Linked DNA regions of Mus musculus: region 2 is linked to region 1. The links are chromatin contacts, found by POLR2A ChIA-PET in ENCODE. All regions are on one chromosome and are shown on one strand. Each heading gives the region's core, a stretch centred on a gene start or an enhancer-like site at or near the end of the contact. The rest is flanking DNA. Distances are from core to core; before and after follow the strand shown.

Region 1 (6,803 bases), core at 1,301-3,800:
GAGTCTGTTCTAGATTCCTGGCTGCCCTATGGAAATGGCTGTCCTGTACATTGTTGTCTTTGGGGCCTCTACTTCTTTCCTTGGGCCTTGGCCCCTGGGATTGCTGCTGTTCCCGGGTTCTATCTTTGCTCCTCACTTTTTCCATCTTAGACAAGAGGAAAACACATTGTCATGACAACAGAGGTGAGGCTCTCCCCAACTCCAAACAGACTCTGCCAAGGCAAAATGCTGGATATGCCAGTCTTCTGTGAGGTACCCTTACTTTGATAACATTTATTTGTGTGTGTCTGTGTGCACATGAGGACAACTTTTGGGAGTCAGTATTTCTACCATATGGGTCTAGTTGAAAAATGAGTATTTTGGTGTCACAAAACAAATATACCACCAGACGAAAGTTAGCAGCAAGGCAGTGCTTTTCTGTTAAAACGTGTGCCATGCTTGGTCAACAGATCACACGTAGCCAAACCGTCCTGTCTCATCTTCAGTTCAAGGCTGTTCCTCAAGGCTGAGGTTCAACCCCACAATCTATTCCTGATTGGCTAAGCCAAAAAGCAGTCTGAGAAGGGGCAGAGAGTTGAGGGAGAATGTAGACTCTCTTACAGGTTTAAGCAGTTCAGGGAAATCAGGTAGCAGATTACACCTGGTTCAACAAGTGTATTGGATGAACAAGGAACAAAAAGGCTTTTCAGGAGCTGGGAGCATTAGGGAAAGTGGGCTTTCAGCTTCTAAACCTGTCTGTAAGGAAAGAAACGACTGCGTCTCTCAGTTCAGGCTTGCGTGGCAAGTGTCTTCACCCACTGAGACATCCCCTTGACTTTGAATACTGACAATGGTTTGAAAGGCTTTTTAAGACTTCAGGGCAAACCAACTGTTCGAGCTTCCCATGAGGGCTGTTTTCAGAGTTTATACAAAGTTTTTTGTCATTGATAGTTCAGTTACCAAGAATTTATTATTCACCCCACCCCCAGTGGCTCACAGTTCATCTTCATAACCCTGTCCTCAGTTTGATACTATGGTTCTTTATAAATGGCCAGGATAAGGCTAGGGCTGGCGGAGTGCTTTGTCCTAGAGATGAGAGAGTTTGGGTTCAAGAACCAGGATTTGACCTTGGCCTTCCACCTCCAGAGATGAAGCTTTTAATGACCTCTGTATTGTTAGTCTCCCTACTCAGTTGAAGAGCTCTCCAGAAGATAAGAAGCTGTCCAAGACTCCAGGGGTGGTGAGAGGCCATGTATGTTTTCAGAGATTGGACTGTGCACTTCGTACGGTTGTATAATTAGTCACTTTTCCTGGGCGAGGCTGCATTTCCAGCTCTGAGACGTGCATCTGGAATTCTCGGAAAGGAAAAGCCTTGAGCAGGCAGAAGTGATTTCTTTGAAGTTACCCTTGTGGCAATTTCATCAGGCCTCACAATTCTTAGATGAGAGTGGCTAAGGCAGTACCACACCACACTTCTCGGCGGCCGTCCTAGTTTTCCCTGCACATTAGTAAAAAGTTTCTGCCCCAGGTAGTAAATGTCTCCGCTGACGTAATAAGCCAGATCATGCTGAATTAAAAATATAAAAGCAGGTTTACCGGGAGCAACTCTCGGGCAGTTTCAACGGTCTCAGAGAACGAGGCCAAAGAAGTCGCCATGAGACCCGGAGAAAAAGAGCCTAGCAAAAGAGAAACAGAAGGCAGAGCGACAGAGAAGAGAGTCCTAGGATGGCTGGGGTGGAGGCCTTTTCTCCACAACACGCACCTGGGTGAAGACTTAAGCAGCCGCTAGGTCCCTGAGAGCAGGCCAGAGGGGTCACCTGCATAGGAACAATTAGTTCTTTTAAATCTCTTATTCAGGACTGGTGTGTGTGTGTGATCGTCTCTTATGCTTTTTCCTCTGTGTGTGTGTGTGATCGTCTCTTATGCTTTTTCCTCTGTGTGTGTGTGCTGCATAGGAACAATTAGTTCTTTTAAATCTCGTATTCAGGACTGGTGTGTGTGTGTGTGTGAGATCGTCTCTTATGCTTTTTCCTCTGTGTGTGTGTGCCAGAGGTCTACGCAAGATGTGGTTCCTCGGAAGGCCTCCACTTTGTTTTTTGATACAAGGTCTCTCTTTGCCTGGGCAGCAAGCACTTTACAGATTACGCTCGCGGACCCCAGAACCGGCTGTTTTAACTCCACTTAGTAGCTCCATGAAAGGTCACCGCTCAACCAGTAGCGGCAGAGCCAAGTTTCTAGCTCAGGCCACAGGAAAACAAAAGCCATTCTTCGTCTCCAGTCTAAAGCCTGCAGTAGTTTTACTACGACACAGGCCGTGGGCCGTGGATCGTCCCGCCGTGGGTTCTCCTCCAGCGAGCGAGAGGCGGGGGCGGCGGAAGCCGTTCCGGGAAGTACGAAAACCGCGCGGGAAACCGCGTAGCTCAGAAGGCGGCTCACAGGTGCCAAGGCGCCATAGCAACAGAGCGGGCGGGGAAAACGGAAGTACTCCGCTGGTGAGCGGGAGAATGCGCGTAGCCCACCAGTAGGAGCTCCAGTCTGGCGATCTCTCCGCCCTGGAGGCGGGCTCCGATATGGCTTCCGGCGTGATCTCGCTGGTTTGCGGTACGTATGAAGGCTTTGGGGTGCTGCGGGGACCAGAGCGGGCATCTGTGGGCAACGGGATCGACCATGGGGTCGGCGCGGGCTTTGGCGCTGACGAGATATTGAAGCCCGCAAAAGGCAGGGGTTGGAACAGCTCTATAACAACATAAGTTGTTTATTTGTTAATTTAAATTTTAAAAAATTGTCTTTTCGAGACATGCTCTCACCATGTAGCCTAGGCTGACCTGGAACTCCTGTAGCTCCTGACTCCCGATCGCCTGATGGGTCAGGCGGAGAAAGTGTGCCTTGTCACTGACACTGTTTGGTGACAGCCACTTGTACCCTTCTGTTCAAAACGACCACACCCTCCCCTTGCGTGCCCCGCCTCCCCACTCCCCCCCCCCCTTTTTGTTTTGTTTGTGGAGCCAGCATTTGAAAGCCTGAGGCTAAATGTGTTCAGAATCATCCGTTTGTCCGATTTTGGAAAAGTATAGGATTCCTGTGCTCTGTGTTTTGTTGCATTTCGTACTGATAACCATAAATAACACCTCTAACCCAGACCAAGACTGGAGAAGTCTAGAGAAGGAACCTAGATCATGGTTTGTTCTGTCTGTCTGCCTATCATCTACCTACCTATCTAAGCAATCTATCTAATCATCTGTGGTTATGTTTTCTAGACAGGTTTTCTCTTTATTGCCGTGGTTGTCCTGGAATTCACTCTGTAAATTAGGTTGGCCTTGAACTCAGATCTGCCTGCCTCTATCTCCCATGTGATGAGATTAAAGGTGTACACCACCACTGCCCAGCAACCACGGTTGGGACTGGCAGTGCCTTAAAAGAAACTGCTTTTGCAGTACTGTCCGTCACTATCGCCATCACTTGTGTACCTTTGTAGCCCCAGCTCCCTCCTGGGGAACACTGTTCCTCATGAGGTTCTGGTGCGTTTCAAACCAGGCTGTGCCATCAGCGGATTAACACTGCCTAGCACAGGCCACCCATGCTGTACCCAAGCATTGCTTATTCTGTAAACGCCTTGGTTTTAAAGTCCTTTGAGTGGGCTGCACCTATCTATGGTTAATCCTCTCTGCAGAGTCCCTCATTGCAGATAGTTGCCATCCTAGCCACAAACAAGCATGGCTCCTGTGATCGGTTCCACACCCATTTTCTGACCCCTTTCCCCACATCACACCATTTGAACTTTTTCTGTACCACTCTTCTCTAATTAATATTTAAGTTGTCTTTAAGTATTTTTGTTTTGTAACATACTTATGAAGATAAAATGAACACCTCAGGTGTAGCACCACCAGATTAAGAAACGTATTATTCCATACCCCCAGCCCCCCATTGAATCTCCTCTACAAAGTTTCCCACTACTCTGAATTCTGTTTTCCTTGCTGTTGATAGGCCTCACTGAGTTGCTATGGCCCTGCCATGATCGCTGTGTACAGTTCTTTCTGTGTTTGGCATCCTTGTGAATGTGTGATTTGCTTTTTGCATATGGTGTGGTTTTGTGTGTTTGTGGTTTGTTTTGTGACAGTTTCTCTTTCCCTGGCTGACCTGGAACTGGCAATGGAGACCAGGCTACCCTTGAACTCAGATCTACTTGCCTCTGCCTCAGGGTGCTGGGATGAAAGGCAGCCACAGTGCCCAGCTTGCATGCAGTGTGTTCTGAGCAGTACCCATGTGGATGTGAGCAGCCTTGCTTTCTTTGTCACTGTCCTGGATTCCACGGTGTGATTTGAATCCCTTTATATGACTGTTACTTGGTTGATAAGGCATTTATAGTATTGCCAGACTTCCATTACATGATGTTTCTATGGACACATCTCCTGGGGCCAGTGTGGACACTTTTGTAAGGAATGTACATAATATGTTTCTGGGGTCATGCAAGTTTGCTGGAATCTGTTTCCCCCAGAAGAGGATGAAAGTCACAGGCCAGGGAGTCCACCACTGTTACCTGCTGAAGATTCTTCACTTTCTCTCCGCTCCTCTCCCCTTCCCTTCTTCTGTGTTCTCTCTCCCAGATTTATTTTATGCATGGATATGTGTGTCTGAGTATGGGTATGTGTGTGAAGCCCTCGGAGACCTTGGATCCCCCGAGCTGAACTTAACAGGTAGTTCTTAACATGCTCTTAACCCCTGAGCAAGAGTCTTTCTATAGCCCACACTGGCCTGCAACTCACTCTGTACAGAGTCCAGACTGACTTCAGACTCATTCTTTCTCCTGCCAAAGCCTTTTGAGTCCTGGGAATGCTGGTATGTGTTATTGTGACCATGTCAGTGTGTCTTTGATTCTCTTGTGTGATCACATGTAGACCAGCTTTTAATGTGTTTTGTTTAGCCATCACCTCTCATGCTGCTTCCACATCCGCTCTTCTCTTTATTTTTCTCTTCTTCTTGATCCACAGGGGTTCTTTGTGCGTTCTGAAGAAGGCTCTGTGGTTAGTGTATTTTAAACACCTTCCAGCATGTTGCCTCCTCCCCTTCCTTCCCCTCCTTTGGTATTTTTGGTGAGGTTCTATAATGAAGTCAGCCAGTACTGTGTTCTTTTATGCTTTGTCCTTTGTGGCTTTTGTGTCTTCTAAGGACATCCTTTCCTACTCTAGATCTTGGTTACATGTAACGTGATCACGTTATCAACATGTTTTCTGTGTGTACTGACTCAATACTTGCTTTCCCCCCTTTCTTCTGACTTCCGCTGCATTGATTGACGGATGCCAATCCTGGAACCGATGGATGACTTATGGCTCGTCCTTTCTTTCCTTCTCCCCTGCTTCAACCCTTCCTCGGGCTGGGTTCATGAGGCCCTGCACACCAGACCCGGCTAGAAGGGATTCTTTATAACTGCATTCCTTAAATTTGAGCAAATGGGCTTGCCTTACTCACCTCTTGGATATTGGCTTCTGACTTCATTGTCTCATAGTCAGTCCAGCCTGTAGCCTGGCTCTGGCTGCCTTGAGTCCTGTTCTGCAGCCAGCAGGGCAGACCTGACCCTCCCCTTCAGCTTTTGCTGTCCTGCTGATCACCTCTCCCTGTGTTCTTAGTGTCCTATGCACTTAGCATTTCCCGTGTTTTCATCTCGTGATCCAGAGGGCTGCAAGCTTCCCCACCCCACAGTGGATTTATGTGTGCTGCAACCCTGATAAACTAACATGAATGTTTGTGAGACCTCCTCATAAAGGCCTAAACATTTGAAGAAGTTGTGTGTGCGCGCTTGTGTGACCGTTTGCCACTTTGTGATGATCTTTATTTCTGCTAATCCTTTTTTTAAAAAAAACCATAAAGTACATTTTGACTCATTAATAAAACCACACTAGCTCAGTTTGCAGGATAGATTGTTTTTTAATCCTTAAATTGGGTTTCTTCTTTCTTTTCTCTTCCCCTCTCCTTTTCTCCCTCCCTTATCCCAGGGTTGAACCTAGGGCCTGGTGCATTCTAGGTAAGCTCTCTGCTACTGAGCTCTTTCTCTTCATTATTATCATTAATCTAATTGTGGAGCCAGAATTCATGTTGCCTGTCACGCAGAGGCAGAAATTGAATCCTTAAGCCATGCTTATTCATTGAGCTGGCAATCTTGGAAGACAGAACTAAAATTTAAAAAAAGAAACATCTGAGACAGGCATGGTAGGTAGTTCATGCCTTTCATCTCAGCATGCTCAGGAAACAGAGGCAGGCAGAGACAGGAGTATTTATTTCTATGAGTTTGAGGCTAGTCTAGTCTTCATGGTGAGTTTTAAGCCAACCCGGACTATATAGTGTGACTCTTTCTCAAAAAAACAAAAACAAAAAACAAAAAACAAACAAACAAACAAAAACACCCAAAGATCTGCTTTCCTCTTCTCATCTTCAGAAAGCTAATTTTTAGGGATTGGGAAACAGAGGCTGTCAGTCACTCCAAAGCATACTCTTGGACCTCTGGTCACGTGGTCAGCCTAGCCTCCAAGATCCCGGATGCTTTTCTGGATATCCTCTGCAGAGTTTTTCTTGTGTTTGGAGAGAAGGGGACCAGAGTGTGATCTCAGTTGTGTGGCTGCGTGGCCTGCACCATCCACCCAGCCCCGCCCTAGCCCCGCCCAAGCCCCGCCTGCCTGGCAGGAGCAGGTGTGTGTTTATCAGCTCTGATCTTTGTGGTTTGCAGAAAGATAAGTTTTTATTACATTTATTTTTGTGTCTCTGTGTGGGTGTGGCTCACCTACATCAGAGCATTCATGTAGAGGTCCGAGGAGAACTTGCAAGAATCGGTT
Region 2 (6,803 bases), core at 2,143-4,642, 47 kb after region 1:
ATTATTATTATTATTTTAATATTTGTTTGTTTGTTTGTTTATTTAGGTTTTTCGAGACAGGGTTTCTCTGTGTAGCCCTGGCTGTCCTGGAACTCACTCTGTAGACCAGGCTGGCCTTGAACTCAGAAATCCGCCTGCCTCTGCCTCCTGAGTGCTGGGATTAAAGGCGTGTGCCACCACGCCCAGCTGAAACCCAACATTTATAAGCTGCTACTTCCAATGGCCTTGAAGAGAATGACCTCCAGTTGTAGACTGCATGAAAGAGCCTTCTGGGAGAGTGCCTCACACTGGCTATTAGTAAATCGTCTTCTCTCAGCCACATGAGCTAGCTGTAGTAATTATAAGCAATTTAAATTACAGTTAATTGCTGAGGGCCAAGTTTTGGTGGGGCAATATTATATAAACATCTCATATTCTAAATGACTGGAATTTTGACCTCACAGCCAAAGTTAATAATACACCCTGTATTAAGGCTGTCATGCTACTGTGTACTCAAGCTGTTTAACCTGCCTTTAAGAGAAGACTATATTAATCAACTTTACTTGTATAGGGTTTCCCGTGAATTCAACTTTTACAACCTAGGCTAATGCAGAGCTATCATATTAAGTCATGTACTCCTTCATGCCTCTGAATCGGATGATGCCACTGAATCATTTGCTGAAAGTTCAAAGTAACCTCCTCCAATCTACCGTAAGAGCTGAAAGCAGCATTTGTGGATACGGGTTGAAACACAGTGACTGTTACTGTCTAGGTCAATGGGAGCCGGTGTCCATTAAAGATGCCTATAAAGTATCCTATTCCTTGCCCTTGTGATGCTTTCTGTACTGTTCAAGAAATACAGAGTGAAGCCCTTTGTGAGGGATGGATAGTCACACAACACACCCAGAGACAGAGGCAGTCACATACAAGACAGACAGGCACGCATAGAACAGTCAGACACAGGGCTAAAACAATTCAATAGACGGCCTTCAGGACGGCACTGATCCAGACTAGTGCAACAGACAGACAGAGGACAAGACACAGGGAGCATGACAGAGAACTCAGATCTGGACTCACTCTTGGTTAAGTGACTGGAAGGGGAAGTTCTTTTCCTTCCTTGACACTGACATATTTTTGGTAACTCAGGTGTAATAGCTGTGGTGGTTTGAAAATGCTTGGCCCAGGGAGTGGCACTATTAGGAGGTGTGGCCTTGTTGGAGAAAGTGTGTCACTGTGGGGGTGGGTTTTGAGACCTTCCTCCCAGCCATGTGGGAGACAGTTTGTTCCTGGCTTCCTTTCGATGAAGATGTAGAACTCTTGTCTCCTCCAGCACCATGTATGTCTGTATTCGACCATGCTTCCGGCCATGATGATAATGGACTGAACCTCTGAACCTGTAAACCAGCCCCAAGTAAAACCAGCCCCAAGTGCTGTCCTTTATAAAAGTTGCCTTGGTCATGGTCTCTTCACAGCAATGGAAACCCTAACTAAGACAGTAGCTAACAGGTACAATCCATGCGCCAGGTGAAGGCACATTTTGCCTTGGCTTTACAGCCAATGTGTCAAGGTTTCTTTATAAGAGCTCCAGGATTCAGCAGTTGTCCACTGTAGGATCCTAGGCTCCATGAATGTTTCCAGAGGAGCTGGTCTGATGTGGGCCCAAAGCAACAGTCTTCACACAACCAGAAGCTTGAACAGGCCTTCCAGTGTATACTGCCTGGACTGCCTTTCTCTATGGCCTCAAGCCCAGGTTTCAAGTCAACCCCCCAGTGCTCCCACACAACCCGGTCTGACACAGATAGGACCAGACTAAGTGGCCCTGTAACCTGGCTATAAGTATGGCCTGGCTTCCTATACCCTCTCCCCGAATTGCCTCTTAGAAAAGGCAGTATTAACCAAAAGGCCTGCCACAGAAGGGAGCAACTGTTGGTTTATAAACCAGTCTTTAACAGTGTACCCACACTAGCCTCTAAATTGGCTTCCCAGAGTACCATATAAAAGTTTATTGTGAGATGTATAAATAGGCTTCCAATAGTCAGGTATAGATGGCCTAACTGTGGAATTCACCACCTAAACCAGGAGACTATAAATTTAAGAGCCTAGACAAACAAAACCGGGGGTTATTGTTGGTAAAATGACACCCACAATCACCCAAACACAGGCCACATGTACCAGCCTCAATGGCCTCATATGTTCCAGTATAAGTTTCTCTCCCACAGTGCAACAGTTAATAGGCCTTAAAGACATCTTGCCGGCCATTGCTTTGCTTTTGAAGTTGGTAGGGGCTGTGTCTTTGCTTGCAAGGTGGCCTTCTGGTATTCTACATTCACGTGTCAGGCAAAAGGCACTGCTTTCAAGTAATGGCCAGGTGCGGGTTGCACAAAACGTTTCTCTGTAGCCTTAATTCTAAAAGGTCTTTAAATAAAGGCCCATTTGTTGGTGTACAAAACGACGCTTTTTGCGAAAGGATGTCACCCAAAGGGTGCAGGATCTAATCTGTGTGGTTCTATCTGGGCTTCCTAAGTGAACTAAGCTGCTCACACCAAAACCAAAGGAGCCAAAAACGGGGCCGAACGGAATCAAGCCTCGCTTCCTAAGTGCACTTTTTGGGGATGCATTACAGAAACCGGTTTTGGTTGCTAAGCGGGATGCTGGATGCCTTAGCATGAACAACAGTCTAGGGAAAGCACGTGCAGTCCTTCTCTCAAAGTACCCGGCTGCTCACGCCCTTCTGGACAGTCTGGATTGGAGGGCTGGCTAAGTGGCCTAAGAGAAGACGCCCCGACTCCCAGGAAGTCTTTGGTTGTTGCTGTGGACCTCTGTCCGCTTACGGGGGACAGGCGGACTTGGGCGAACGGGTTCGAGGATGGAGATTGGAAACAGGTAGCAGTGGCCGCAGCCATGCCTTCCGGACAGACGGCGCAGGCGTGGTTATGTGGGCCGGTCTCGCCACTAAACCTATCCTCACACTTGAACCACTAACCGAAGCCTAAAAGGGAAGGGCACGACAGTTGCACGCATGCGCTATTTGACATCCCTAGCAGCTCCTTCAACTGTTTGTGGGGAGCAGATAGCTACTACGCACGCGGCTTTTCAAGCAGCTCCCAGGCCTCCCAAGGCGCCTGCGTGAAACCGTCCCGGCTCGCCCGCGCCGGGCTTTAGCATGGCGCCTGCGCAATCCGTCCTTCACGGCCAGGCTGCAAGTCTAAGCAACTGCAGCTGCCTGGAGCTCCAACTAACCTCTCTGGCGCTTGGACTTGTTTGTGTCTCTCGTTGCTGGCGACGACTGGTTCCGTCCGGGCGAAGATTCTTCGGCTGGCTTTATCACCGACTACACCGAGAGCATCGATCACTTCTGACTCGGCTGATCGCGACGGGTGCCTAGAGGAACGCGGAGCAATCGATGCCAGGCCCCGCCCTCCTCCGGTTCAAAGACTTGGGAGGCTTGAGCTTTCTTTTCCGGGTCATACCTTGCAGAGCAGTTTGTCACTTGCGACTACCCAATCCTTCCAACTCAGATAATGAGTTCTCCCTATTTTACAGAGTAGGAAGCCGAGGTGGAAGAAAAATAGCCACATGATTTTAGAAGTCACGTATATAATTTGAGCCCACAAGTACTGCTTGCAGGACTGGTTTCCGTGAGTTGGCCTATGGTTTCTTTGCAGAGACAGACTATGTGGAGTGGTGTGGCAGTCAGTTCGAGTTTTGAGTTTCGAGCATTCTCTCCCGGTTGACTCCAGAGGTGCCTGGAGCAGCAGCAGCAAACGATTCCCTGCAGCGATCTGCTAGCCTTGGATTTGGAGTGTGACTTCTACTGGTCAGCAGGGATTGAGTCGGGATGTGGCACTCCTCAGTTTTCGTTTTCTCAGGAACACTGAATCGGTTGCTGCCACACCACTCCACACAGCCTGTCTCTGCAAGGAAAACATCCTTCCAATAGGACTTAGACAGAACTCCAGGATATCCCTTCATTCTCTGTGACAGGCCAGCATTCCAAAGTTCCATGCTTGGTCTTTTGTTTGTTTGTTTGTTTGTTTTTAGGGTGTGTGTGTGTGTGTGTGTGTGTGTGTGTGAGACAGGGTTTCTCTGTATAGCCCAGGCTGTCTTGGAACTCACTTTATAGACCAGGCTGGCCTCGAACTCAGAAATCCGTCTGCCTCTGCCTCCAGAGTGCTGGGATTGAAGGCATGCGCCACCACACCTAACTCATGCTTGGTTTAATAAGTGATTAATCGAACTACTTGTCCCCACTTATCAACAAAATGCTGGACAGCCAAATTAGGTGCCTGCATGTTGGTCCCCATGCAGCTGTGCACAGGCTGACACCCGGGGTGTAGTAGCTCTGACCTGCTATATTAGCAGGCCACCCTTCTATTTTATTTCCTGAATTTTCTAGCTTTGGATTTCTTTCCTGTGAAAGAAAAGCTCTAACTGGGAAGATGAGCAGTCGTTTAAGTGCTTGCTTTGCAAGTGTGAGGGCCTGGCTGTAAATTCTCAGTAAAAAGTCAAGTGCAGGGGCAAGCACCTGCAGTTCCAGAACTGGGGAGGCAGAGACAGGAGGGTCCCCAGGGTTTCTGTCCTGTCAGCCCAGCAGAGTCAGTGAGATCAAGGTTCAGTGAGAGATGCTTGTTTGGTTTTGAACCCCAGGACAAGGGACTCGGGTGCATATTTTACACACCAAAGCAGACCTGGCCTCCAGGTTCTCCCAGAATCCCTCAGTCCCTACCTGGCATACCCTGCTCCCAACCCTGAACTTTCTAGCGTGGGGGCTGGACTGCCCTTCCCCCCAGAAGCTCTTCTTCCCTATATAATCCAGACATTTTGGTCTCTCTCTTCACTCTGTGTGTGGGGCCCCTTTCTCTCTTTCTCCCTCCCTCCCTTCACTCTTCCCCTCCCTGTAACAACCCCCCGCCCACTACCCATGGCTCAACTTCCCTGGACTTGGGGCCAGTGAGCTTGCCCACCCAAGAACAGTTTTTCCAATAAACCTGCCTTTAATACAATCTAATCTGGCTTAAGTTGTCTCATTTCAGTGGTGGTGGCTTATCAACATTGTCTGAAAATGAGATGGAGAGCAATTTGGGAAGATACCCACCATTGACCTCTGACTTCCATATGTCCTTTCCCCCAGCCCCTTCTCTGTCAGCTCTTCTTGTTTAGTCTTCAGGGCACTTGCAGACTTTCTGACCACAAGCTCTCTACTACAATGATAAGCTATGGTCTTTTTTTTTTTCTCTTTTCGAATATATATATATATATATTTAAAGCTCTCTTTACTAAGTCAGAATTTGATCTTTATGTGACAGTGGAAGAGAGTTTGCTACAGAGATACTGTGGTAGGGTGGACGTTAGTTTCTGAGTTGTCCAAACAGATCCCGTAGCAATTGCCAAAGGAGACTTGAACCCAGAAACTGCAGTTACAAAAACCCTCTTGCACAGTGTTCGGGGATGGGATTTAGGCAGCAGTCTGTGGCCTGGAGTGCTGCCAGCCAGAGAGACAAACACTGCTTTGTCAGCTTGCTTATCTGTGTCTTTTGTTTAGTGCTGGGGATAGAACCCAGGGCCTTACACATATTAACACACTCTCCCACTGAACTACCGCCCCCAGCTTTGTTTGTGTATTCAAAACCAGCCTGTTATTATGAGTTATAGGCACAAAGGAAATGTTTCCTTAAAAGAAGTGTAATTTTTCATCACTGTAGGGGTTTTGCCTCCTGTCATCTCCTTGCCACCACCCGCTCTGATCCTAGTGGCTTTGGAAGTGGCCATTAAGCTGGCAGACCCATTTGAGAGCCATGAAAGGCACCAAGCAAACAAAAGGAATCATTTGTGCCCATATTTGTGATTTTTCTCCATTAGATCTGAAGCCTATAATTTAAATATCTCCAAGTGCTCTGGGAACATTTGTGGCTTAATTATGAAATTTATTTTAAATACACAAACAAGACTCTAAACTCAAAAACAACATTTAGTGTGACTGCGGGAGAGATGTTTAATGCACTTCAGTTGCTCAAAGAGGAGAGTGGAGACCTTCCGGTTTTTGTCTCTTGCCTTGTGTGTGATGGTCACTTATTATGCTGTGTTCTTGTTCCAGTTACATCACTGTCTCAGCAAAGAGCTGGTGAGTGAGCCTACAGTAGTAACCTCAGCAAGGCACAAAGATGTTAGGATGTCCAAACAGAAGTGGCTTTGGATGTAAGACCAACAGTAAAAGCTCAGACACAGGGCTAGGCTGGCTGAGGGCTTTACTGTCATCTTCCTCCTCCATGGAATGAACATAATATCTCCAAGAAAAGACAGCTGGGCATTCCAAGTAGGCCTGGGAACGCTCATGAGACAATATTTTTCTTAGTGAGCATAAGGGCCTGCATTCCATCCCCAGCACCACAAACAAGAACAAACACAAGTCAGAAAGTAAATTTTTATGAACCATGGCAGAAACCCCTGGGGGTTGTTTGGCATCTGGTAAGACTGGACCTATGTTTAAATGGTGTAGTCATATCTCAGCTACTCCCATAAAGTCTACTTGCCTCTGAACAGACTGTTTCCAGGCATATTCCTCTATGGTGGCCCTGGTGCTTCTGTTTGCTCAGCATTTCAAGGGAAAATAGAGGACCTGTTTCCCAAGAGTTCTAGCAAAAACACTTTGAGAAGAAATTGCTTTGACAAAAGTGACACACATCACAGTGGTTATGGTGCGGTGACTGGCTGAGACTGCACATACGGATATGCTTAACTGACAGCAAGGCTGGATAGGTCCACATGAAGGAATTGTGGGACTCCTGCTTAGAGCAAGGGAGCAGGTGTTAAGAAGGCTAAATTTA

The links. ChIA-PET counts read pairs that join two places held with the same protein, here RNA polymerase II (POLR2A).
Region 2: POLR2A ChIA-PET joins it to region 1 with 19 read pairs in embryonic stem cell. The contact joins the promoter of Kdm8 here to the promoter of Nsmce1 in region 1. POLR2A ChIA-PET finds 5 or more read pairs at or near these places in 4 of 5 experiments (Patski and embryonic stem cell).

What each region holds. Positions count from the first base shown.
Region 1 is chr7:125,487,190-125,493,992 of GRCm38, reverse strand. Nsmce1 (NSE1 homolog, SMC5-SMC6 complex component) reads left to right here and starts at 2,550. Exons shown (of 8, transcript NM_026330.4): 1 at 2,550-2,580.
Region 2 is chr7:125,441,209-125,448,011 of GRCm38, reverse strand. Kdm8 (lysine (K)-specific demethylase 8) reads right to left here and starts at 3,392. Exons shown (of 8, transcript NM_029842.5): 1 at 3,220-3,392.